Regions from separate parts of the Homo sapiens genome. Here all the other regions are linked to region 2. The links are chromatin contacts, found by Hi-C or POLR2A ChIA-PET in ENCODE. All regions are on one chromosome and are shown on one strand. The core of a region is the stretch at or near the end of the contact, and the rest is flanking DNA. Distances in the headings are between cores, read along the strand shown. Region 1 holds the start of CHST12 (carbohydrate sulfotransferase 12). Region 2 overlaps SDK1 (sidekick cell adhesion molecule 1). Region 3 holds the start of GNA12 (G protein subunit alpha 12). Region 4 has its middle 50 kb from the start of CARD11-AS1. Region 5 overlaps AMZ1 (archaelysin family metallopeptidase 1). Region 6 overlaps WIPI2 (WD repeat domain, phosphoinositide interacting 2). Region 7 has its middle 19 kb from the start of GNA12.

Evidence for each region. Hi-C counts contacts between places; a loop is a spot of excess contacts on that map. ChIA-PET counts read pairs that join two places held with the same protein, here RNA polymerase II (POLR2A). Pooled maps may share reads with other maps.
Region 1: a loop to region 2 is called in a pooled map, with 16 times the contacts of the local background. The contact joins the promoter of CHST12 here to the enhancer-like site in region 2. A Hi-C loop is called at or near these places in 2 of 37 single-sample maps with no recorded cell type and 3 of 50 pooled maps.
Region 3: a loop to region 2 is called in a pooled map, with 8 times the contacts of the local background. The contact joins the promoter of GNA12 here to the enhancer-like site in region 2. A Hi-C loop is called at or near these places in 2 of 50 pooled maps.
Region 4: a loop to region 2 is called in a map with no recorded cell type, with 14 times the contacts of the local background. The contact joins two enhancer-like sites. A Hi-C loop is called at or near these places in 7 of 37 single-sample maps with no recorded cell type and 4 of 50 pooled maps. POLR2A ChIA-PET finds 5 or more read pairs at or near these places in 1 of 52 experiments (Panc1).
Region 5: a loop to region 2 is called in a pooled map, with 6 times the contacts of the local background. The contact joins two enhancer-like sites. A Hi-C loop is called at or near these places in 2 of 50 pooled maps.
Region 6: a loop to region 2 is called in a map with no recorded cell type, with 13 times the contacts of the local background. The contact joins two enhancer-like sites. A Hi-C loop is called at or near these places in 5 of 37 single-sample maps with no recorded cell type and 3 of 50 pooled maps.
Region 7: a pooled map shows a loop between it and region 2 (7-fold over the local background). The contact joins two enhancer-like sites. A Hi-C loop is called at or near these places in 8 of 37 single-sample maps with no recorded cell type and 5 of 50 pooled maps.

The regions. Positions count from the first base shown.
Region 1 is chr7:2,402,084-2,404,945 of GRCh38, forward strand. It overlaps CHST12 (carbohydrate sulfotransferase 12), which reads left to right and starts at 1,528. Exons shown (of 2, transcript NM_018641.5): 1 at 1,528-1,590. RefSeq lists an enhancer at 1,005-1,104 and silencers at 1,195-1,564, 1,655-1,824.
Region 2 is chr7:3,954,433-3,957,627 of GRCh38, forward strand. The region is part of intron 7 of SDK1 (sidekick cell adhesion molecule 1); the gene reads left to right. The region is part of intron 1 of LOC124901576 (a long non-coding RNA gene); the gene reads left to right. Among named protein-coding and RNA genes, the nearest start is that of SDK1-AS1, 600 kb to the left of the region's middle. Within about 2 kb of position 1,729, at least 2 of the 41 ENCODE cell types and tissues checked have a DNase peak (open chromatin) inside an H3K27ac peak, as active enhancers do.
Region 3 is chr7:2,842,668-2,845,688 of GRCh38, forward strand. It overlaps GNA12 (G protein subunit alpha 12), which reads right to left and starts at 1,641. Exons shown (of 4, transcript NM_007353.3): 1 at 1,186-1,641. The coding sequence starts at 1,494. RefSeq lists enhancers at 948-1,765, 1,728-2,022, 2,005-2,134 and silencers at 1,115-1,164, 1,505-1,834.
Region 4 is chr7:2,892,860-2,896,028 of GRCh38, forward strand. No RefSeq gene overlaps it. Among named protein-coding and RNA genes, the nearest start is that of CARD11-AS1, 50 kb to the right of the region's middle. Within about 2 kb of position 1,817, at least 5 of the 41 ENCODE cell types and tissues checked have a DNase peak (open chromatin) inside an H3K27ac peak, as active enhancers do.
Region 5 is chr7:2,708,010-2,711,013 of GRCh38, forward strand. AMZ1 (archaelysin family metallopeptidase 1) reads left to right here. Exons shown (of 7, transcript NM_001384743.1): 4 at 579-707; 5 at 1,066-1,235; 6 at 1,631-1,807. Among named protein-coding and RNA genes, the nearest start is that of AMZ1, 21 kb to the left of the region's middle. RefSeq lists enhancers at 1,535-1,634, 1,554-2,249, 2,395-2,614, 2,625-2,674 and a silencer at 1,795-1,954. Within about 2 kb of position 1,647, at least 4 of the 41 ENCODE cell types and tissues checked have a DNase peak (open chromatin) inside an H3K27ac peak, as active enhancers do.
Region 6 is chr7:5,229,548-5,232,505 of GRCh38, forward strand. WIPI2 (WD repeat domain, phosphoinositide interacting 2) reads left to right here. Exons shown (of 13, transcript NM_015610.4): 12 at 61-191; 13 at 1,288-2,958. The coding sequence ends at 1,400. Among named protein-coding and RNA genes, the nearest start is that of WIPI2, 41 kb to the left of the region's middle. RefSeq lists an enhancer at 2,410-2,559. Within about 2 kb of position 1,709, at least 10 of the 41 ENCODE cell types and tissues checked have a DNase peak (open chromatin) inside an H3K27ac peak, as active enhancers do.
Region 7 is chr7:2,862,173-2,865,067 of GRCh38, forward strand. No RefSeq gene overlaps it. Among named protein-coding and RNA genes, the nearest start is that of GNA12, 19 kb to the left of the region's middle. RefSeq lists enhancers at 242-888, 1,537-1,666 and a silencer at 2,444-2,523. Within about 2 kb of position 1,624, at least 39 of the 41 ENCODE cell types and tissues checked have a DNase peak (open chromatin) inside an H3K27ac peak, as active enhancers do.

The DNA.
Region 1 (2,862 bases), core at 278-2,777, 1.6 Mb before region 2:
TGGCTGCAGGGAGTGGAAGAGTGAAGAGATGACCTTGGTTGGAAGGCTGCCTCGGGAGTCCATCGGAGGGGGCCAACTAAAAATATCACGGATTGAAAAAGTTCTTGGGGTGGATGGTGGGGATGTGAAAGTGCTTAATGCCACTGCAGGGAGTGCTTAAAAATGGTTAAGATGGGCCGGGCGCGGCGGCTCACGCCTGTAATCCCAGCACTTTGGGAGGCCGAGGCGGGCGGATCACGAGGTCAGGAGTTCGAGACCATCCTGGCTAACACGGTGAAACCCCGTCTCTACTAAAAATACAAAAAATTAGCCGGGCGTGGTGGCGGGCGCCTGTAAGTCCCAGCTACCCGGGAGGCTGAGGCAGGAGAATGGCGTGAACCCGGGAGGCGGAGCTTGCAGTGAGCCGAGATCGGGCCACTGTATTCCAGCCTGGGCGACAGAGCGAGACTCTGTCTCAACAACAACAACAACGACAACAACAACAACAACAACAACAACAAAGGTTAAGATGGTAAATTTTATGTTCTATATATTTTACCATAATTTAAAAAAAAAATGACTGGGCCTGGCGCGGTGGCTCACGCCTGTAATCCCAGAGCTCTGGGAGGCTGAGGCAGGAGGATTGCTTGAGTCTAGGGGTTCAAGACCACCCTGGGCAACATAGTGAGACCCCCGTTTCTATTAAAAATTAAAAATTAGCCGGGTGTGGTGGCACCTGTCTGTAGTTCCATCTACTTGGGAGGCTGAGGTGGGAGGATGGCTTGAACCCAGGAGGTCGAGGCTGCAGTGAGCTGTGACTGCACCGCTGCACCCCATCCTGGACGACACGGTGAGATCCTGTCTCTAAAAAAATAAACAAACAAACACACAAAACTACATTGATGCCAAGAACAATTACTGCATGCTCACTATGCATTAGGCATCTTGCTAAGCTCTTTACCCGTGTCATCTCGTTTGTCTCACATACTCCCTGAAAGGTAGGGTCACTAACCTATTATATTTTACGGATTGGCGACAACCTCAGAGAGGTTAAGTCACTTGCCCAAGGTCACACAGCGAGTCTCAAGCCCCAGCCGGTGAGCATCACGATCCTTTGCCAATGAGCCGATGCTCGAGAAAGGGTCGGATAGACAACAGGCACTGCATAAAGGTTGGTTAACGGGATCGTGTTTGGCTGCAACGTGGAGCTCCCGGGTCGAACGGCGAGACAGCTGCGCGTCCCCGAGCCGCCGCGCGCCCGGTCCGCCGGGGCGGAGTCAACGCCGCGGATTGGCTGCTGAGAAAGGGGCGTGGCTCGTGGCGGCCGGTGGGCGGAGTCGATCTCTGGCCGTAAATACGGCGCCACATGGCACTGGCTCGCGAGGGCGGGGGCGGGCGGGCTGGCCGGGCGCAGGCGCGCTGAGGGCGGGCGCCCCTCGGCCTCCGTGGCCCCTCCGGCGGCCGCGACGTCTCGCGAGAAGACGACCGGTAGGAGGGGCTCCTGCGCCGGGGGCGGGGCCGGCGAGGGCTGCCTCTGGGGGGTCCGCTAGTCGCGGGGCGGCGGCGGCGGCTGCGGGCGCGAGGTGAGGGGCGCGAGGTGAGGGTCGCGAGGTGAGGGGCGCGGCGGGCGGCGGGCTCGGGGCGCGGTCTCCCTCTCTCTCGGCCAGTGCTGGGCTCCCAGGGCCCGGGCGGGGGTCCCGGGCCGCGCTGAGGGGCGCGGGTCGGCTCTCCTTAACCTGGCCTGGCGGGCGCGGCTTGGGCCTGGGTTCGAGTTCCCGCGCCGGCGCGCAGTGTGACCTTGGCCCTGCGCGCGCCCTCTCTGAGCCCCGCTCGTCGTCCTCGGCCAGGGGGACCCAGCCCTGGGGCCCTGATCAGCGCGTTCTGCGGCTCCTCGGGGTCTGGACGAGAAATCTGTGGTTCTGATTCAGCGACAGCAGAGGCTGCAGCGGCCCCGCCGGCCCCCAGGAGTCCCCCTGCCCGGCATCAGCCTCTGCCGCCCGGCAGGGGTAGGACCAATTCCCGGGCTTGGAGTTCCAGGATCCCCAGCTCCCGAGGGCCCCCGTGTGCCTGCTGTCACCTGAACGGGGCTCCCCGGCCCCGCCGACCGCAGCCCTGGAGCCTGCAGACGCCAGCAGCACCGGCAGGTCGCTCAGGGTATCCCTTAAATGACCTCTCACTCCAGAAGCCGCAGCCCTGCCCCTCTGGGAGAGGAAACCGTGCATTTAGTCCGGGAACAGTGGGACTTAGACCTCCTCTGCGGGCTCCCGGCCACCGAGACACCGCCGGCAAAGCCTTGGCTCGGGCAGAGGCTCCGTCTGGCAGGCAGCACAACAAGCCATAGTGTTTCCAGCATTATTAAATTATTTAGTTCATAAGCGGGGCTGTGGGGACTCGGAAGCCCCGGGGTGAATAGGAATGTGAGTTGCAGGCGCGGTGCTGGACGCAGTACATCTTCCAGGACACCAGGCCCTACGGTGCTGTTCCCGGCTGTGGGTGGTTGGGGACAGCTCAGCGGGTCCCCCACTTACCCCCACGCGGGGACCCGGGTTAGCCCCTCACCGTGAGCATCTGGTGTTGGGAGTCAGGGCTGGTGTCTGAGTGAGGATGGAGAGAAAACAGGGGTAATGAGGAGATTGCTACACGAAGGTGCAACGCTTGAGATCTGAAAGAGCACCTGCCTGGAATGGCATAGATGTTTGATTTCCCTGCAAAGGAGTTTATGGGACTTTGGGCTGACGCTTTGGGGCCAGCAGTAACTGTCTGCTGTCACTCAGCTGACTCCAGCTTTATTATCAAACCTCCAATCGAGTGCAAGATGCTAAGCTGGGGTAGATGCCGGTAATAGCGTGGGCCTTGCCCTGGGAGCTCACGGCCAGCCTGGCT
Region 2 (3,195 bases), core at 479-2,978:
TCCCCTCTACACCCTCCCCTCCCCTCCTGCCTCCCCTCTACGCCCTCCACCCTCCCCCCTCCCCTCCTGCTTCTCCTCTACACCCTCCTCTCCCCTCCCACCTCCCCTTTACAACCTCCCCTCAACACCCTCCCTTCCCGCCTCCCCTCTATACTCTCCGCCCTCCGTTCCCACCTCCCCTCTACACCTTCCCCTCTGGCCTCCCCTCTACACCCTCCGCTTCCGTCCCACCTCCCTTCTACACCCTCTACACTGCACCATTCATGGGCTTGAATGAGTGTTGGCCTCAGTTTCCACATCCATAAAATGGAGATGGATGTAGATGGTACCAGCTCATATTGTGAAGGTTAAATGCAAAAATGTCTGTCACAGAGGCTCTGAAATAGTGGCTTTAGTTGCTGTTGGCATAACTCTATTATCCTATATGTCCCATTGCACTCGCTATTTACCAATAATCAGTTATGTGACACACATTTTTCATGTTTAGTGTCTCTGGAATCAGGATGTGCCTCACCACCTATGAAACCATTTTTTTTTTCCTTGGGGTAAGACAAGGATGCCCCTTACCTCTGACTGCAGCACCTTAGTGCCTGTGAGATGCATCTTCCCTCCGAGCCACGCCTTCTCCACGGTCTCCTCATCACACACGAAGCCAGCTGCTCCCACATGTGCCCTGCTCCTGCTGAGCACGATGGCTCGGAAACTCGGACGGCGAGTTTTCACTGGGATGGACTCTTTACCTGGTGGGGCATCTGCTGCCAGCCCCTTCAAGTTGTTCATGGAATTCAGTGCTTGTGGCTTGGGGGCTGGCTCCTGGCCAGGGGTCCCCTCAGGTTCCAGAGTCCCCTGCATCCCTGGCTCATCTCCAGAGCCAGCAGCTGCGGCTGAGTTCTTGTCACACATGGAAGCTCTCTGCTGTCCCCTGTGCCTCCAGCTGCAGAAAGTCCTCTCCTTTTAGGGGCTCACATGATTAAATTGGGCCCACCCAGCGAATCCAAGAGAGTCTCCCTATTTTAAGGTGGGATACCTAATCCCACCTGCAGAGTCCCTCTTGCCAAGTGAGACAGCATATTCATAGATTCCAGAGGTGTGGGTGTGGACACCTCCGGGAGCCGTTCTGTCCACCTCGGTGGACTAGCGTGCAGTGCAGGCCAGCCGAGGGCATGCGTGGGACATGCTGCTCCCTGAGAGGGGCGACCTGGAAGGAACAGGGAGGCAGCGCAGGAAACATCTTTGGATCTTGCAGTGATCCCTACACAGAAGAAGCTTTGCAACTCAGAAGCCAAATCCCAGCAGCATTGGGGATGGGAGAGCAGGAAAAATGCATGGTGTTGTTGGGGGGTCCTTCTCCACTGCGGTTGCCTCCATTGGGCCTGAGCCTGCACTTTGTCACACTGGCATTTTGGAGAGTGAGGTCATTTGACAGAGGCCCTTGGTTTGGGGGCAGTCTGGGAGGTCTCCCCACCTCCTCTCCTGAGACTGGGGAGCTAGAAGCTTGCGCTGCCCCTGGAGGCAGCTGCCATGGGCTCTGGGCCATGTGGAAGGCGGAAAATCTGAGCTGGCCTTTTCCTAACACCCTGACTTCACACAGGGCATGAGAACCTTTCCCTGATGTCTTCATATTGTTTCAAAAGAGGGAGAAGTGTTTGTTTCCATCCCCTGTTTTGTTGGCTGCAGTCAGGATCAATTTTCAGAAGTCCAGGGTGGACCCATGTTGGCAGAGTACCCTTTCTAGACACAGTTGCCACTGACAGGCTAAGACATGCCCTCGCCCTCTTGCCCTCTGAAGAGTAAGTGGTTGAGAGTCTATGCACAGGATGACTCATTTACAATGGGTTTTCCCCAGTGTTTAACTCACGGGCTTTTCACGGTCCATAGGCTTGGCATTTCCTCCGGTTCTTTGCCTTAGAGCAGACTGTGTGTAAAACCGTAGCTGGAAATGGGGAGAAACTCCATCTGAGCAGCCGCTGGGTTAGAATACTAGGAAGGGTTGGCAGGGAGAGAACTCGTACCCTCACACGGTGGGGAAGTACTAAGGGAAGCTCAGAGGCCACGCAGGGCATGGGCAGCTCTGCACCTGCTCCCCAGGCACAGCGACCTGGAAGGCTTTCCAGAACAAGCTAAGAGCATCCACAATGAACAGCCAGATGTTTTCCACCCATGCCTAGCACTGAGCTACTAAAACTGCCCAGGACATTGGCCCCTGCAGGCGGTGGCAGGCTGCCCCCCAGACCTTGCCCATGCCACAGTACTATGGAGAGTGTGGAGTGGGATGAGTTTTCTCACCAGGTGGCATGCTGTGTGCCAAACACAGATGGTCCCTGGCTAGGGTGGAGAGAGGTCACCACTTGGAGAGGAGCAGCATCGTCTGGGCCTGGAGGTCCCCAGAGCCATGCACTTGCTCAGCCAAGCCAGCTTCGGGTCACTGTGTGGAGTGCCCGTCTCCCTGACCCCAGCGAGGTCCCTTCCTGGCACTCGAGGGAAGCCTCGGGGGACTGTACCAGGCGACAACGGTAATCAGTACCTCAGGGAAGGCACCCTGGGCCCGTAGGTGCCGACCATTGTTATCTATGGATTTTGTATCATCAAAGCACAGGTCATCTTGGGTGAATCTCAAGGGAACCATGAAGAGTGAAAAAAATAGTTGCAAAAGTTACACTCGATGACCTCCTTTCTGTAACGTTCTTGAAATGACAAACCTACAGAAACAGAGAACGGATTAGTGGTTGTGAGGGGTGGGGGTTTGGGGTGCTCCTGGTCATGGAAGGCAACACCCTTGTGCTGATGGACACGTGGACCTACACACGTAATAATGTTGCATGGGACGTGCATGTGCCGTCTTTTCACGCACACTTGAGCGCAGGAAACACTGGCAAGAGCTGGATAAATTAGGTTGATTGTATCAGTAGCAGTATCCTGATCATGATGTTATGCTATCGTTTTTTGCAAGATGTTACCATTGCGGGAAGCCGAGTGAAGGGTCCATGAGCTCTTTCAGTGTTACAGTGTTACTTCTCACAACTGCACGGACTCGACAGTTTTCTAAAAAGAAAACGCTCAACTAAGAAGAGGAAAACTATAATTAATCATAAGCAAATGTTGTTGTCGAATGTATGTTTTTTTCCTTTTTCCTTCCATGCTTTTAATCAGATCATGACGGTAGATATTGACTTAGCTTCCCTGATGAATACAGGT
Region 3 (3,021 bases), core at 391-2,890, 1.1 Mb before region 2:
TTCATTGCAATGCATGTCGAGTCACACAAAACAATTATGCCACAATGGAGGAATTCTGAACACTGGATATCTGGTGATAATGAGCTATTACTAATGTTTAGGTTTGCTAATGGTACTGCGGTTGTGTTTTTACATGGAGGCCTCATCTTTTAGCCACTCATATACATCCTAAAACGTTTCCTAATCCAACTACACAAAGTTGGATTTGCTTGGAGACCATGGGGAGGGCACAGGTGAATAGGATTGGCACAGAATTGATGACTGCTTTAGTTGGGCTGTAGGTACTTTACAGTCAATCTACTATTTTCTCTACTTTTGTATACATTTGAAGTTTTCGTATTAGAAAGTGTGGCTCACACCTGTAATCTCAGCACTTTGGGAGGCCCAGGTGGGAGGATGGCTTGAGACCAGCCTGGGCAAGAGAGTGAGAGCCTTTCTAAAAAAACAGAAAAGTAAAAAGAGACTCATGGCTGGTTCCCGTCCAGTCTCCACTGCTCTTCTTCTAAGCTCAGCCGGAGGGCACGGCCGGTTGGGCTCCTATCCCACAAATCTTCCAGTGGGAAATGGACAGATACCATTCTGCTAGGGCACATCCAGGAGGGGGCTAAGTGCCAAGCCCCCACTCCCCATCCCCAGAAGCTGGCCCGAGTTCCCACTCCCACGGTCCCCAGGCACCCTAGAGAGGGCAGAGGCAGACCGGGCGCCATGACTCATGCCTATAATCCCAGCACTTGAGGGAGACCAAGGCAGGAGGATCACTTGAGGCCAGGAGACTGAGACCAGCCTGGGCAACACAGCAAGACCCCATCTCTACAAAAAAAAACTTAAAAATTAGCTGGGCTGGTGGTGCGCGCCTGTAATCCCACTACTTCGGGAGGCTAAGGAGGGAGTAGGGCTTGAGCCTGGGAGGTCGAGGCTGCAGTGAGCTGTGAGGGCGCCACTGCACTCAAGCCTGGGAAACACAGCGAGACCCCATCTCAAAAAGGGCGAGACGGGGTGGGGCAGAGACGACGCCAGCAGGCCTCGGGGAATGGGTCGGGGGGGAGTGGGGTGCAGGCGGGGCTGGATCCAGCATCCTCGCCCCAGGGGTCCCCGCCCGCGGCGGCGGACCACGGAGGGGCCCGGGGCGGGGGTTAGCGCCCCGGCCCACCTGGGTGCAGGTGCTGGGCGGGGGGCGCGCGTCACCTTGAGGATGTTGTCGAAGATGGTGTCGCGGAACTCCAGCAGCGCCTTCTGGTCGAACTCGCGGCCGTGGATGATGCGCATCTGCTTGAGGAACGTGGACTTGCCGCTCTCGCCCGCGCCCAGCAGCAGGATCTTCACCAGGCGCCGGACCGCGCGCCGCTCGCGGGCCAGCAGCGCGTCGATGTCGCGGCTACGCCTCCGGGCCTCGCGCTCCGCGTCGCGCGCGCCGCTGCCCGCCCTGCGCTCGCGGGCCCCGCCGGCCTCGGCCGGCAGCAGGCAGCGGCTGAGGGTCCGCACCACCCCGGACATGGCCCCTCAGGCCGCGGCCGCGCCCCGCCGGCGCCCGGGGGCCATGGACGCTCCCGCCGGCGAGGGCGAGCCCGGGCCGAGGCACCGCCCCACGCCCCGCCGCTCGCCTCAGGCCGCGTCCGCCGCCGCCGCTGCAGTCGCTCCGAGGCCCGCACTCGTCGCCCGGCCGCCACTCGGGCCCGGCGGAGGGGCGGGCGGCGCCGCGTGAGGCCCGGCGGATTGGGCCGGCTGCCGTCCATCTGGCCGTGAGAGCCCTTCGATTGGCTCATCTCGCCAAGGGAGGCGGGCATCCCTTCCGGCCTCGGGGCGGGGTCGACGCCGAAAGAGGCGGGATCTTTGAGGTGAAGGCGCTTCTCATTGGACGCCCAGGCTGAGGTTCTTTCTTTCAGAATGAAAGGGAGGCGGGGTCGCCCGGGAGGCGGAGCGATCGTCCGCCATGGCCAATTATAATTGCTCTGAGTGGACATCAGACGTGCCCAACGGGCTTTGGATTGGGTGTTCGGGGGACGGGGCGTGACGAGAAGTGCCAGGTGTACAGAAAGATTCTCCCTTGGTTCCCAGATTGGGTCCGCCTGTGAGACCAGGACCTCGCGGAGTAGCCCAAAGGCTGGGAAATGCTGATAAGAGGTTCAGCTGCTCGTCGTATTCCCTCCGATGATCTTGTTTCTACACTATTTTCCTTCCAGAAACACTGGAGGGGGATGGGCCATAAATTTCAAACACATGCACCCTTTGAGAGTGGCATGGGCTTCTAGGAGGCTTTGCGAAAAGCTGACTAATCACTAAAATCACCAGAAGCTCCCCCAAAAGTCTTATGTCTCACAGTGATTGAGAGAGTGGGGTCTGGAGTTGCTGGGCCTGAGTTGGAATCTCCAGTCGACCAGTTACTAGGTGTACTAGTTGCATAACTTTTTTTAGCAGCTTTCCCCACCCCCCCCAACAAACCCTTTTGGATGTTCTTAGCTTCCGTTTCCTCATCTGTAAAACGGGGGTGTCATTGACGACATTGGTTATGGCTTGACATTGCTCAAATCGTCATGAAGATATAAACTGAGAACATGAACTTACCAAACACTTAGCACGTGAGCTAGCCCAAAATCAGCTCTTGATAGAGATCAGCTGATTACAGATTCTTGACTCTCCCAGATCTACTGAATCAGAACCTCCTAGAAGGAGCTCAGGTATCCCTTAAGATTAAAGGCGTGAGCCGCCGCGCCTGGCCCAGTGTGTAGTCTTTTATCTCTCGCCACCCCCCACCTTTTACCCTGAGTCCCCAAAGTCCAATCTCTGTGCGGTGTCTGTTAACTCTGCTGATTATTTCTTTTGCAGTGCCGAAGCTTTTTAGTTTAATTAAGTCCCATCTATTTATCTTTGTTTTTGTTGCATTTGCTTTTGGGTTCTTGGTCACAAAGTCTTTGCCTAAGCCAACGTCTAGAAGGATGTTTCCGATGTTATCTTCTAGAATGTTTATGGTTTCAGGTTGTAGATTTAAGTCTTTGATCTATCCTGAGTTGATTTTTGTATAAC
Region 4 (3,169 bases), core at 567-3,066, 1.1 Mb before region 2:
CTTTAAATATTTTGATAAGAAAGTTGGCTTCCTTTGCGATCCTGTGTGTTTTATTTCATGCATTTGAAAATGTTATTTTGAGAAGGGAGTCTCTGGGCTTTCAGAGGCTCAGGGGAGTTCATGGTTCAGATGGAGCAGAGGGTGGGGCTGGAGAGAAGCAGGGGATTTGAGGTGTCTGTTGGGGTTCAGCTGGGAACCGGGGATGAGGCTTGGGCTTTAAGCCTGAGTGACTGGTGGGTGGGGATGCCATTGGTGGAGGGGGAAGAGGAACAGGTTTCCTCTTTCCAGGGAGAAAGTGTTGGGTTTATTTTTAAAAATTATTTATTTTTTTGAAATGGAGTCTCCCTCTGTAGCCCGGGCTGGAGTGCAGTGGCACGATCTCGGCTCACTGCAATCTCTGCCTTCTGGGTTCAAGTGATTCTTCTGCCTCAGCCTCCCAGAGTAGCTGGGATTACAGGCGCCTGCCACCATGCCCGGCTGATTTTTTTTTTTTTTGTATTTTTAGTAGAGATGGGGTTTCACCACGTTGGCCAAGCTAGTCTCAAACTCCTGACCTCAGGTGGTCCGCCTGTCTTGGCCTCCCAAAGTGCTGGGATTACAGATGTGAGTCACCGTACCCGGCGGTTTGTTTGGATTTGGACACTGAATTTGGGGAAATCCAAGCAGAGATGCCAAGAGGACCTGGCTCTACTAGGCTGGCCATTTAACAGCTGGGCTGGAGGTGCCTATGTGGGGGTCCCCTTGCATGTGGGGGGGTCCCCTTGCACGGGCTCACTGGGTCCTCACAGTGACTTCCTGTGGCTCGTCACCCAGCCTTTCTAGTGTGACGTTACCTCCCTGGGCTTACAGAAAGCTGTCAGAGAGCTCAGATGTGGCCATTTCCAACCCTGGGGCTCCACGTCATCCCACAATATGGGCATCTCCCAGCCAACAGACACCCTAGGACTCCTCACTGTGAAATCACATGGGATGGCACATCTGGGGGCCCGGCTACTCCATCACCAAGACCCCAGGCCAGGCGTGGTGGCTCATACCTGTCATCTCAGCACTTTGGTAGGCTGAGGTGGAGGATTGCTTGAGCCCAGGAGTTTGAGACCAGCTTGGGCAACATAATGAGACCCTATTTCTTAAAAAAAAAAAAAAGAAAGAAAATTAGCTAGGTGTGGTGGTGCGTGTGTGTGGTCCCAGCTACTCTGGAGGCTGAGGCAGGAGATTGAGCTCAGGAGGTCGAGGCTGCAGTGAGCTGTGATCATACCACTGCACTCCAGCCTGCGTAACAGAGCAAGAACTTCTCTCAAAAAGAAAAAGAAAAAGGAAAAAGAAAAAAACAAGACACCTAATGTCCACCTGGGCCTTGGCTGGTAACAGCCAAGCAGCTAGTGGTCTAAAAGCCTGTGTGTGTGTGTTTCTTTCTGTTTCTCTTTTTCTCTCTGTTCTGTTTCCCCTCTTCCTGTTTCTGTCTCTCCCTCCCTCCTTCCCTGCCTCCTTCTCCTTCTCTCTCCCTTCCTTGGTCCTTCCTCTCTGTGTCTCCTTCTTCATCCCTTCCTCCGTCCCTCCTCCTCTTCCTCTTCTGTCTCTCTGTCTCCCTGTCTCGCACACACACAGAAGCAAATGCAATTTCACAGCCTCATACCTGCGTTCGTATCCCACCCATCATACAAGCTAGGAGGGGCACACAGCGTCGGTCAAAACAACATCAGAACTGAATGTGACATGTAATAAGGAAGAAAGACAATCCTGTATCAGAGACTCATTTCCAGTCACCCCAAGCCGCGTGGAAACTTTCAATACAATTTTTAGCCAAGCACCTGGGGTTTCAAAGCAGACTGTGCTGAGAGGAGAGGGTGTGAGCCTTTGGCCCCCTGTTCACAAACAGCTAATTTTAGTAGCCAAACAAACCAGAAAGCCCCCAATCCTTTCTCCTCTCTCTCCTCCACGCCCCCGCCTCACCCACCTGCTTCCCGGCGCAGCTGCAGCTCCTGCCCACAGCGTGAGCCCCAGCTTCCTGCCAAGGGCCCCGGCTGTCTTGCCTTGGGGCTGCCAGGGAAGGACGATACCGAGGAGTTCAGGGACCCAGGTTGGGGTGCTCCTGTGCAGAGGACCTTGTTGGCACCAGGGGCCTTGTTGACCCCAGGGGCAGTGCAGGAAGTGGGCCATGCTGGGGACCCTCAGTCAGGACCAACCTCTCCATATCTGGGTCTGCAGGGAGGAGGGGCCAGGGCTCTGAGCTGAGCCCCCACATATGTACCAGTATTGGTGGCCCACCCTTCTCATTCTTTTTTTTTTTTTAAATTTTAATTTTAGTTTTTTTTTTAATTAAAAACTTTTTTTTTTTTTTTTTTTTGAGAGAGAGTCTCACTTCATCACCCAGGCTGGAGTACAGTGGCGAGATCTGGACTCACCGCAACCTCTGCCTCCCGGGTTCAAGCAAGTCTCCTGCCTTAGCTTCCTGAGTAGCTGGGACTACAGGCACACACCACCACGCCCAGCTAATTTTTTGTATTTTTAGTAGAGATGGGGTTTCACTATGTTGGCCAGGCTGGTCTCAAACTCCCAACCTCAGGTATCTTCCCGCCTCCACCTCCCAGAGTGCTGGGATTACAGGCGTGAGCCACTGCGTCCGGCCCCCACCCCTCTCATTTTTCAGCACTGCCTCCTGAGCACCTGGGAACTCCAGTCTTCCTGAATTTTGTCTGACCTTGACCTCTGTCCTTGGACCTGATGCACACCTCAGTGAAGCTTGTACCAAGTAAGCCCTGAGGCGGCCGTGAGAAGCCCTCGAAAGTTCCCCTGTTCATTATTATAGTTACTTTTAGAGACAGGGTCTCACTCTGTGGCTCAGGCTGGATTGTACCATCACGGATTACTGTAGCCTTCAACTCCCGTGCTCAAGTGATCCTCCCACCTCAGCCTCCTGAGTAGCAAGGACTACAGTGTGTGTCACCACGCTGGCCAATTAAACTTTTTTTTGCAAAGACAAGGTCTCACTATGTTTCCCCGGCTGATCTTGAACACCTGGCTTCAAGTGATCCTCCCACCTCGGCCTCCCAAAGTGCTGGGATGAGAGGTGTGAGCCACTGTGCCCAGCTGGAGGTTTCTGTCTTCAGATCTCAGCTCTGTTCCCAGATGTGAGACCCCCCTGAGCCTCAGTTTCCCCATCTGTAAAGTA
Region 5 (3,004 bases), core at 397-2,896, 1.2 Mb before region 2:
ATGGGGTTTTGTCATGTTGGCCAGGCTGGTCTCGAACTCCTGACCTCAGGTGATCTGCCCATCTTGGCCTCCCGAGTTGCTGGCATCACAGGTGTGAGCCACTGTGCCCGGCCTTACCGAGGGTTCTTGTGATGGCATCAGGCTCAGCTGGCTGCTGCAGAAAAACGCCTCCATCCCAAGATCTTTAATCATCTGCAGCCCCTTTGGCTGTGGGGACTCACAGGTCCCAGGGCTGAGACGTGGACTCTCTGGGGCTGTCGCTCAGCTGCTGAGGTGGCTTCTCCTTCCTGGGGCTGCAAGCGCCAGTCTTGTTGGCCCGGCTGCCTCTCCAGCGTCCCCACTGGGCTGTCCATGGCCTTTGACTTACCATGTCCTGATCTCCAAATGGCCCTGGCTGTCACTCCACATCATGCAGTACTGTGTGCCCTCAGGTCACACCAAACGCTGGTGGCCCACACCTGACTTGGGAAGGGGCAGGGCCCAGGCAGAGGAAGAGGATGACGGGGTGCCAGCCTGAGCCTGGAAGATGGGGGTCCCCGGCTGCCTCCTGACCCCATCCTCTGGCCCTCTCCCCGCAGACGGCATCCTGTCCTTCTTGAAGAACAACAAGCCAGGGGACGCGCTGTGTGTGCTGGGCCTCACACTGTCTGACCTGTACCCCCATGAGGCCTGGAGCTTCACCTTCAGCAAGTTCCTTCCAGGGCACGGTGAGCCGGGGCCCCAGCAGCTGTGCGTGGGGGGTAGCCTGGCATGGGGCTGTGGCCTCCGTGGCTGCAGGGCACCCTCTTTGCTTTTGCTTCAAGCACCCTCCTGGTGGAAGTCAACACCTGTGCATGGGAATAGATGGCCCCTTCCAGCTCCTCCTGAGGAATGGCATAGGGGCTGTTCCTCAGCTGTGGCGTCTGCCCCAGGGCCCAACTTCATGTGGGCAGGACAGGGCCTCCCAGGACTGGTATGTCTTTGGGCCATGGCCAGCTTGCATGAGAGCATGAGGTGGGTTTGACGGTGGGCCCCCCAGAGCCAAGGCTGACCCCTGAGAGTGCCCTTCTCTCCATCTCTCTCCAGAAGTGGGCGTCTGCAGCTTCGCCCGGTTCTCAGGGGAATTCCCGAAGTCGGGGCCCAGCGCCCCTGATCTGGCCCTGGTAGAGGCAGCAGCAGACGGCCCCGAGGCCCCCCTGCAGGACAGGGGCTGGGCCCTGTGCTTCAGTGCCCTGGGGATGGTTCAGTGCTGCAAGGTGGGTGGGGGCTCTGGGGCTGGTAAGAGGGGACAGGAGGGTGCTGTCTGAGCCCTTGGTGCCTCGGTCTGTTACACTGCCCCATCCTCACAGTGAAGTGGATGGACCCCTAACTCTATGGAATGAGGAAAGCAAGGCTACACAGCTATGAAGCAGCAGGGGAGGGATTAGAGCCCCAAGCCCCTATCCTGTGTGGCCTCCCACCCTGACTCACCTTTCCCCTGGGGCCCTGAAAGTGGCCTGTGCCGCCTGGGGCAGGGGGAGGGCGCCTGGACCACCTCCCGGCCATCTGGCCTCACCCAGGTCCTCATTTTGGTCCTGCTGGGGCTGCCTGGGGATCTGCCGGATGCAGGGGCAAGGCAGTGAGGCAAGGTGCTTGGTGGCCTTCCCCCCAGGTCACGTGCCACGAGCTCTGCCACCTTCTGGGCCTGGGGAACTGCCGCTGGCTCCGCTGCCTCATGCAGGGTGCGCTCAGCCTGGACGAGGCCCTGCGGCGGCCCCTGGACCTCTGTCCCATCTGCCTGAGGAAGCTGCAGCATGTCCTGGGTTTCAGGCTCATCGAGAGGTACCAGGTGAGTGGCTGAGTTGCGCTGCCCGGCTGCTGGGACCTGCGCTCCGGAGGCCCGCGAGCGCCGCCTGGAGGCTACGCAGGGCATGGGGACCGCACACAGGCTTTGTCAACTGCCGGGTTCCAGGCAGTGCAGAGCCCTGGGACCTGCGCTGGGGTTGAGCTCCATCCGGATCTCACTGGCAGTAGATCGAGTCCTGCCAGGGCCCGCGTGTGGTGGCTGTGACTGGGAGGTTGCAGCGGGGTCGAGTGGGGACGAGGGCTTTTCTCCCTCTGTCAGGAAGAGCTGGCATTGGAGCCCAGCCGGCGGGTGGCACGGTCTTCCCAGGGTAACTTTCTCTTTGCTTTCCCGTCACCCACACTTGGGTCACTGCTGCTCAGAGGAGGCACAGGCCCCTTGCGAGGAGGTGGGAGCTGACACAACAAGGCTTGTTGGAGGTGGCCTCCATTCCTAACTCCCTCTGTCGCCTGGGTGGGGTTGCCGAGCAAAGGGCTCGTCCGTATTCATGGACATTTGTTTGCAAGCTCAAAAGCTTTACTCTGAGTTCTGAGTGCAAAGGCAGGTGGTGGTAATTTTTCTTCAAACCCAGCTTTGGACTACAACCAGTTATAAGGTGCTCACTGCGTACAGGCACCAGAGCAGTCAATGAAACCGCGCTGGAAAGCCCCTGCATCCTCCTCCCGCCCGTTGAGGCAAGTGGGGGTGTGGTTCCCGGACCGAGCCTGTCAGAATCCCCTGCAGGGCCTAGCTGGGCCCTCCTTCCTTCTGGGGTAGAGTGAGGAGCTGTATCTTGCAGGGTCCTGGGTGACACTGAACTAGAGGCCGTGGCATTTCTAGCTCACAGTGCTGGAATCTCTCTGCAGGGATCCTCTCTGAAGACTCTGGCAGTCAAGGGAAGGTGAAGGGGGCACAGAGGAAACAGCTTTTCCAAGTGTAAGGAGAAGAGCCTGTGACTTGGGGGGAACCCAGGCGCAGCCATGGCTGAGGGTAGGAGCATCTCCCGAGGGTACAGGTGGCGTGATGGCTGGTCAGCACCTGGTGATGCCTTGTAAAGGTTGCTGCTGCCAGCTGTGCCCCGTCAAGGGGCAGCTCTTAGTACCTTCCTGAGGCTGTGTAACAGGCACAGGGGCAGCTTGGTCTGCAGAAAGGGTTGAGAGCTCTCATTTGATGCCTTCACCTGGGGTCTTGTGCAACCATCTG
Region 6 (2,958 bases), core at 459-2,958, 1.3 Mb after region 2:
TACTGCCCGCAGGGCTGCCCTGTGTGGAGACGCTGAGCTGTGTCGCTTTCTTCCCTCCAGGCTGGACGGCAGTCTGGAAACGACCAATGAGATCTTGGACTCTGCCTCTCACGACTGCCCCTTAGTCACTCAGACATACGGCGCAGCTGCAGGAAAAGGTACTTACGTGCCTTCATCCCCAACGAGACTTGGTAAGGGGCGTGACGCAAACCTGGAAGGTAATTAGCCCCACAGCCCCGAGTGCTACTGCCTTCTGCTGGCTCCGGAGCCACCCCACCAGCTCCTCACTGGGAAAGATGGGGACTGGTTCTGAGAACATAAGCGAGGTTGGTAAATGGGTGTTCCCAAGGCCTCTCTCAAGGCTGAATTCAGTTTCGTTTCCTTTTTTTTTTTTTTTTTTAAAGGAGAGATGGGGTTTCCCTATGTTGCCCAGGGTGGTCTCAAACTCCTCCTGGGCTCAAGTGATTCTCCCGCCTCAGCCTCCCACAGTGCTGGGATTATAGGCATGAGCCACCGTACCAGGCTCATTTTCTCCGTTTTTAAAGAAAATGTCATCCTGGCTCAGGTGACTCTGGGGTCACGTGACTTGGGCCCAGACTGGCCACCTCTCAGCCAAGATACCACCCTGAAAAGTACTGCCAAGGGTTTTGCCTCAGTCTTTTCCCTCCCACCTTTTTCGTCCTTCAGCAAATCTGCATCGAGTACTGCCTTCATGCTGGGCCTGTGAAGTGCAGAAGCTGTAGGGGAATGAGGCCAATGGGCTCCCCTCCGGCGGCAGCACTAAGACCCATGCATGAGATCCTCCAGCCACAGCCTTGGCTATGTGAGCCACCTTCTTAAAAAAGCCAACTCGCACTCCAGTGGGAGAGCCTGTGGTTTTGCACCCACGCAGGGCTGTGCCTGCTCGCTGCCACTCCCATCTGTGAACCGGCACTTCCAGTTCATGAGCCCACCCTGAGAGTCTCCTAGTGTCATTTTTTTTCCTGGTGTTATTTTTGAGCTCTTAACCAGCTTGAGAGAGTTTGTGGCCCGTCCATGAGGGAGCCTCTGTTTACTGTGCAGGCATCATTTTGACATTTATGAATGTCAGAGAACAAATGACTTCATCTCGAGCTGCCTAAGGCTGCAAAGAGTTCATTAGAAAGCAATCAGAATTCAGAACGTCTTAGTACAGGCTTCAGTTTATAAATATACACCAGTGTTTCCAAAACACAGTCCTCAGTGTGTGTCATGGGGTCTGTGGTGTGTCCCCAGCCTTTGAAGGGTGACTTCGTCGTCTCTTTGCAGCCTACACAGACGACCTGGGTGCTGTGGGTGGCGCCTGCCTGGAGGACGAGGCCAGCGCCCTGCGCCTGGATGAGGACAGCGAGCACCCGCCCATGATTCTTCGGACTGACTGAACTTGACCTGTGACCTCTGACCCGGGGAGCAGAGAACACTGGCTTCACAGAGGACTTTGTGCATTGCTGCTATGAACTTTGACCTGAGTCGGGGGAGAGGATGGCAGAGACTTTATTAAAAAAAAAAAAAGATTGTAGTGGTAGTCTAACTCCATAACGCTGAGGAAATACATCATTTTCACTTCAGTGGCTTTTAAATCCTGCTTATGAATTTTAGCTTTTTGTTTGTTTGTTTTCTCTTTTTGCCAAAATTAACTGTTTGGTGAAGCCCGCAAAACCTCCTCGCTTTGCATGCATGAACGTGCCAAGCCAGCATAGGGGAGCTAGAAGCCACTTTCCAGCCACCTGCCGTTGGGTTTTTTCATATCTGTACATAATGCCGAGTGCGTAAGGAAACCGTGGCGTCGCGCACAGTGGGTCTGCTTGTCAAGGCCAGTTCTGCAGTGACAGGCCCAGGGGCTGCCCACCAGGTGTGCTGGGCAGACTTCAGCTGGGACAGAAGTCCGATCTCCCTAGGGCCCCACCTGGACCATTTTCCCTCCGTTTTATTTTGTTAATTAAATTCTTTCCAAATTGGATCGCTCTGGGATTTCTTCCATGGTGGACTTTTGTTTCTGATCTTGTTTTCCCTGTGGATATTGGAGGACAGCGAGGTTCTTTCTGATACTAAAAACCTTTCTTTCAGGCAGCAAATGAACTTGAAAGGTTGCCTGGACTCGCTGGAGCAAAGGAAAGCGATTTTGTTTGTATAATTAAATGATCTGTTCTTCTACTTCACTCTTCCTGTTGAAAAACTGTGTGATTTTTTTTTTTTTTTAAGTAAAGTTTGTAGCTCCTCCCATGCCCAGGAAAGCACAGAACTCAAGTGTGGTGGCCGTCTGAGCTGTCCTTTCGCTGGCCCCGCTGTCCGCAGGGGCTTCCTACCTGTGTGAGAGGTCGTAGCGGGAGACAGCAACAGAGAGTAGGCGGCTGGGCCACGTCCTTCACAGGGCGTCATGTGCCTTTCTATTTTCATCTTAGAAAATTTCCTCAGCAAACCGATGAGAGATTGTGGTTGCAAGCTTCAGTATTTGCCTCGCTTCCCTTCCCTTTTCATATTTACAGAATTAAAACAACCTCAAGTACCTCAGACTCTGCATTCCAAACCAAGGCACCCAGCAGCCAAAGTGTCGAGGGCATTTAAGTGGCATTAATGGCAGGAGAGATGGTTTTAGAATCTATGGAGTGGTGGAAGTTACGGATAGAAGGGAAAAGGCAAAAACTATTTACCCTGCCTTTGCAGGCTGGGGTTTTTGAACCGAGGAAGGCTGGGACGCCTGTTTCCAGATGGTTGTCATGGTCACGCTGGGCGAAGAGCTGGAGGGGAGTTGTCCCCTCAGCTGAGCGGCTGCGGTGAAATGCCCCAGTGTTCCTGGGTTGGCTTTACGGCAAACTAAATGCAGGGGACGCTGGAGTCCGACTCACCTACACCGGCTTCCTCCCAGCCGCTGGTGTGCGGCACACACAACATCTGCATTAGGCAGAGGTGCAAGTGGGCTGATTGAACTTTTCCTTCAAA
Region 7 (2,895 bases), core at 374-2,873, 1.1 Mb before region 2:
AGTTGTTAGATTGTATTTTTAAGGTGTTTATTTTTTATTGTTGTATTGTTATTTTAAGAAATATTTTCCATCCCTGGGTGATTGAATCCATAGATGCAGAACAAGCAGCTATGAGGGGCTGAGAGTGTGTGTGTGTGTGTGTGTGTGTGTGTGTATACATAATTTATTAATTACATATAAAAAAATCTCCTACTGGTTTTGTTTCTCTGGAGAACCCCCAACTAATACAGTACTAGTTATGCCTCTCCCAGCTAAGGTCCCAGGAAGTACAATTCTACCCATTACCCTTAAGACATCACAGATGATCGGTCAGTACTAATAAGTGCTGTACGGTTATTGGACAGATTCGAGTTAACGTATGGAGAACAGGCAGGGTGCAAAGTGCATCCTGGCGTAGACCCCAGCTCTGCCAGGCACTAGCTCTGTAGGCTCTTGAACAACTTCCTTACCTCCCTGTGCCTTGTTTTCTTTTTTTTTTTTTCCCGAGACGGAGTCTCTCTCTGTTGCCCAGGCTGGAGTGCAGTGGCAGGATCTTGGCTCACCACAACCTCCACCTCCCGGGTTTGAGCAATTCCCCTGCCTCAGCCTCCTGAGTAGCTGGGATTACAGTTGTGTGCCATCACGCCTGGCTAATTTTTGTATTTTTAGTAGAGACGGGGTTTCACTATGTTGGCCAGGCTGGTCTCGAACTCCTTACCTCACAATGCGCCCTCCTCGGCCTCCCAAAGTGCTGGGATTATAAGTGTGCGCCACCGCACCCGGCCCTTGGTTTTCTATTCTGTAAAACGGAAGTGACCCGGTGGAGATAAAGGGGTAAATGCAGAGAATGAACTCAGAACATGCCGGTCGCCTTGGCAGTGCTCGCTAAGTGTTTGCATTTTTTTCCCTCCCTGTAACCGCTAGACCACCACGGAACTTGCATTTTTTGCTACTGGATGACAGGTCTTCCTCCTCTCCCAGGGTGGCTGTCTGGCAGGTTTCCCCACTTCCTGCAGTCTTCTCTGCCCTAGGGGACCAGTAGCCATGTTTCTGCCCCAACAAGTAACCTCCTTGCCCTGTCCTGGCTCCCGGGATCCTTCCTCTGGTGGTCTGCACGGGCCACGGCGCTCAGGGTGCCGCAGCGGCAAAGTGGGCAGTGGTCGCCCGTGTTCCAGGGAAGGAGGAGGGTGAGGGCGCCTGACCTCAGAGACCCCCAGAAGGTATCTGTGGGGGCACAGATGACCAGGAGCCCTGGAGTTAGTTCCATTTGCTGGCTGTGACCTTGGAAAGCCAGCAATGATTCAGGACCGGCTGCACAATTTGTGCAAAATGAAAATGTGGGGCCTCTTGTCCAAAAAGTATTACGAATTTCAAAACAGCCACAGCAGAGCACCACGCCGAGCAAGGGCCCTTCTCAGTACAGACCCTGAGCCTCCCGAGAGTGTGAGTGCTGGGGAAATCTGGGGAAAGAGGCCAAGGCTGTCCAGAGCCGAGCCCCTCCCTGGGGATTGTGTCTGGGGCCCGCAAACTCCCCAGGCGGAGGGAAGAGCCAGTCCTCCGGAGACGCTGGGCACCGAGCCTCCTCCAGGCCCGGAGAACGAGCCTGTAGCCTGTCGCTGTTTGCTGAGGGCCCTGACCTCTGTGGGAACACACAGGAAGTGGTTCATTTTCTCCCCACCAGTGACTCACTCCCGTCAGCCCTGCCCTTTCCAATCTCTGCTTCCTGTCCCTTAGCCTCAGCTTGGGTAATTCTGGGCAATAGAAAGGCCAGTCTGGTTGAGTCTGAAACTGCCATCTCACATGCAATTTCGCACTCATCTTGTCCCCCACTGAAGGGCTGGCTTAGCCTTGGCCGGAGAGCCCTGGAGAAGGAGGGGAGAGGTCGGGGGGACTGGCTGCGGTCCTTCCTCTTTCTCCTGGCTTCTGGGGTTGGGAGGGGAAGAGGAGGAAGAGGAGGAGGAGGAGAAGGTCTGGAGTGTCGGCACAATAGTAATATCAATAACAATAGCAGCTAATATTTACTGCAAGTGGTTCTCTGGGTCTGGAGATGCTCCAAGCACTTTTCTGACCGTAAGTTATGGCATTAAGTTTTGTAACTAGGAGGTAGGTCCTGTAATAAGGTCCTGTTGTAATTCCCATTTTTCTCTGTTGAGGAAACAGGCTGAGACAAGGTAGGTAATGTGCCCAAGGCCACAAAATTAGGAGGTGGCAGAGTCAGGATTGGAACCCAAGGTCTTCCTGATTCCACATCCGTTGCCCAGTCACTCCACTGCCTCACTTTCGCAAGAGTCCATATAAAGTTCCTGAGGTTGGGGCCTGGGACCTGTGGCAAGGTAAGTGTCCAGGGATTCAGCTAAGATGAGGCTTACACTTTTTTTTTTTTTGATAGAGTCTCTCTCTGTTGCCCAGGCTGGAGTGCAGTGGCAAGATCTCAGCTCACTACAACCTCTGCCTCCTAGGTTCAAATGATTCTCCCACCTCAGCCTCCCGAGTAGTTGTGACTACAGGCATGTGCCACCACGCTTGGCTAATTTTTCTATTTTTTGGTAGAGACGGGGTTTCACTGTCGGCCAGGCTGGTCTCAAACTCCTGACCTCAAGTTATCACCCCGCCTCGGCCTCCTGAAGTGTTGGGATTACAGGCGTGAGCCACTGCGCCCGGCCTGAGATGAAGCTTATTGAGGGTACTGAGAAAGATTTTTGACTCAATTTCTGAACCTTGTGAATTCTCACAGCACTTAACAGTAAGGAATTATCTGATATTTACATGCTTGTTATCTGCTTTCCTCATTAGGATGCAAACTTCATAAAACCATTTTGTTCATCTCTTCCTGATACCTGGTATGCGCTCACTAAATGCTTGGGAACGTGAATGAATGAATGAAACGTCTTCTGACGTGATCCTTGTATCTACATC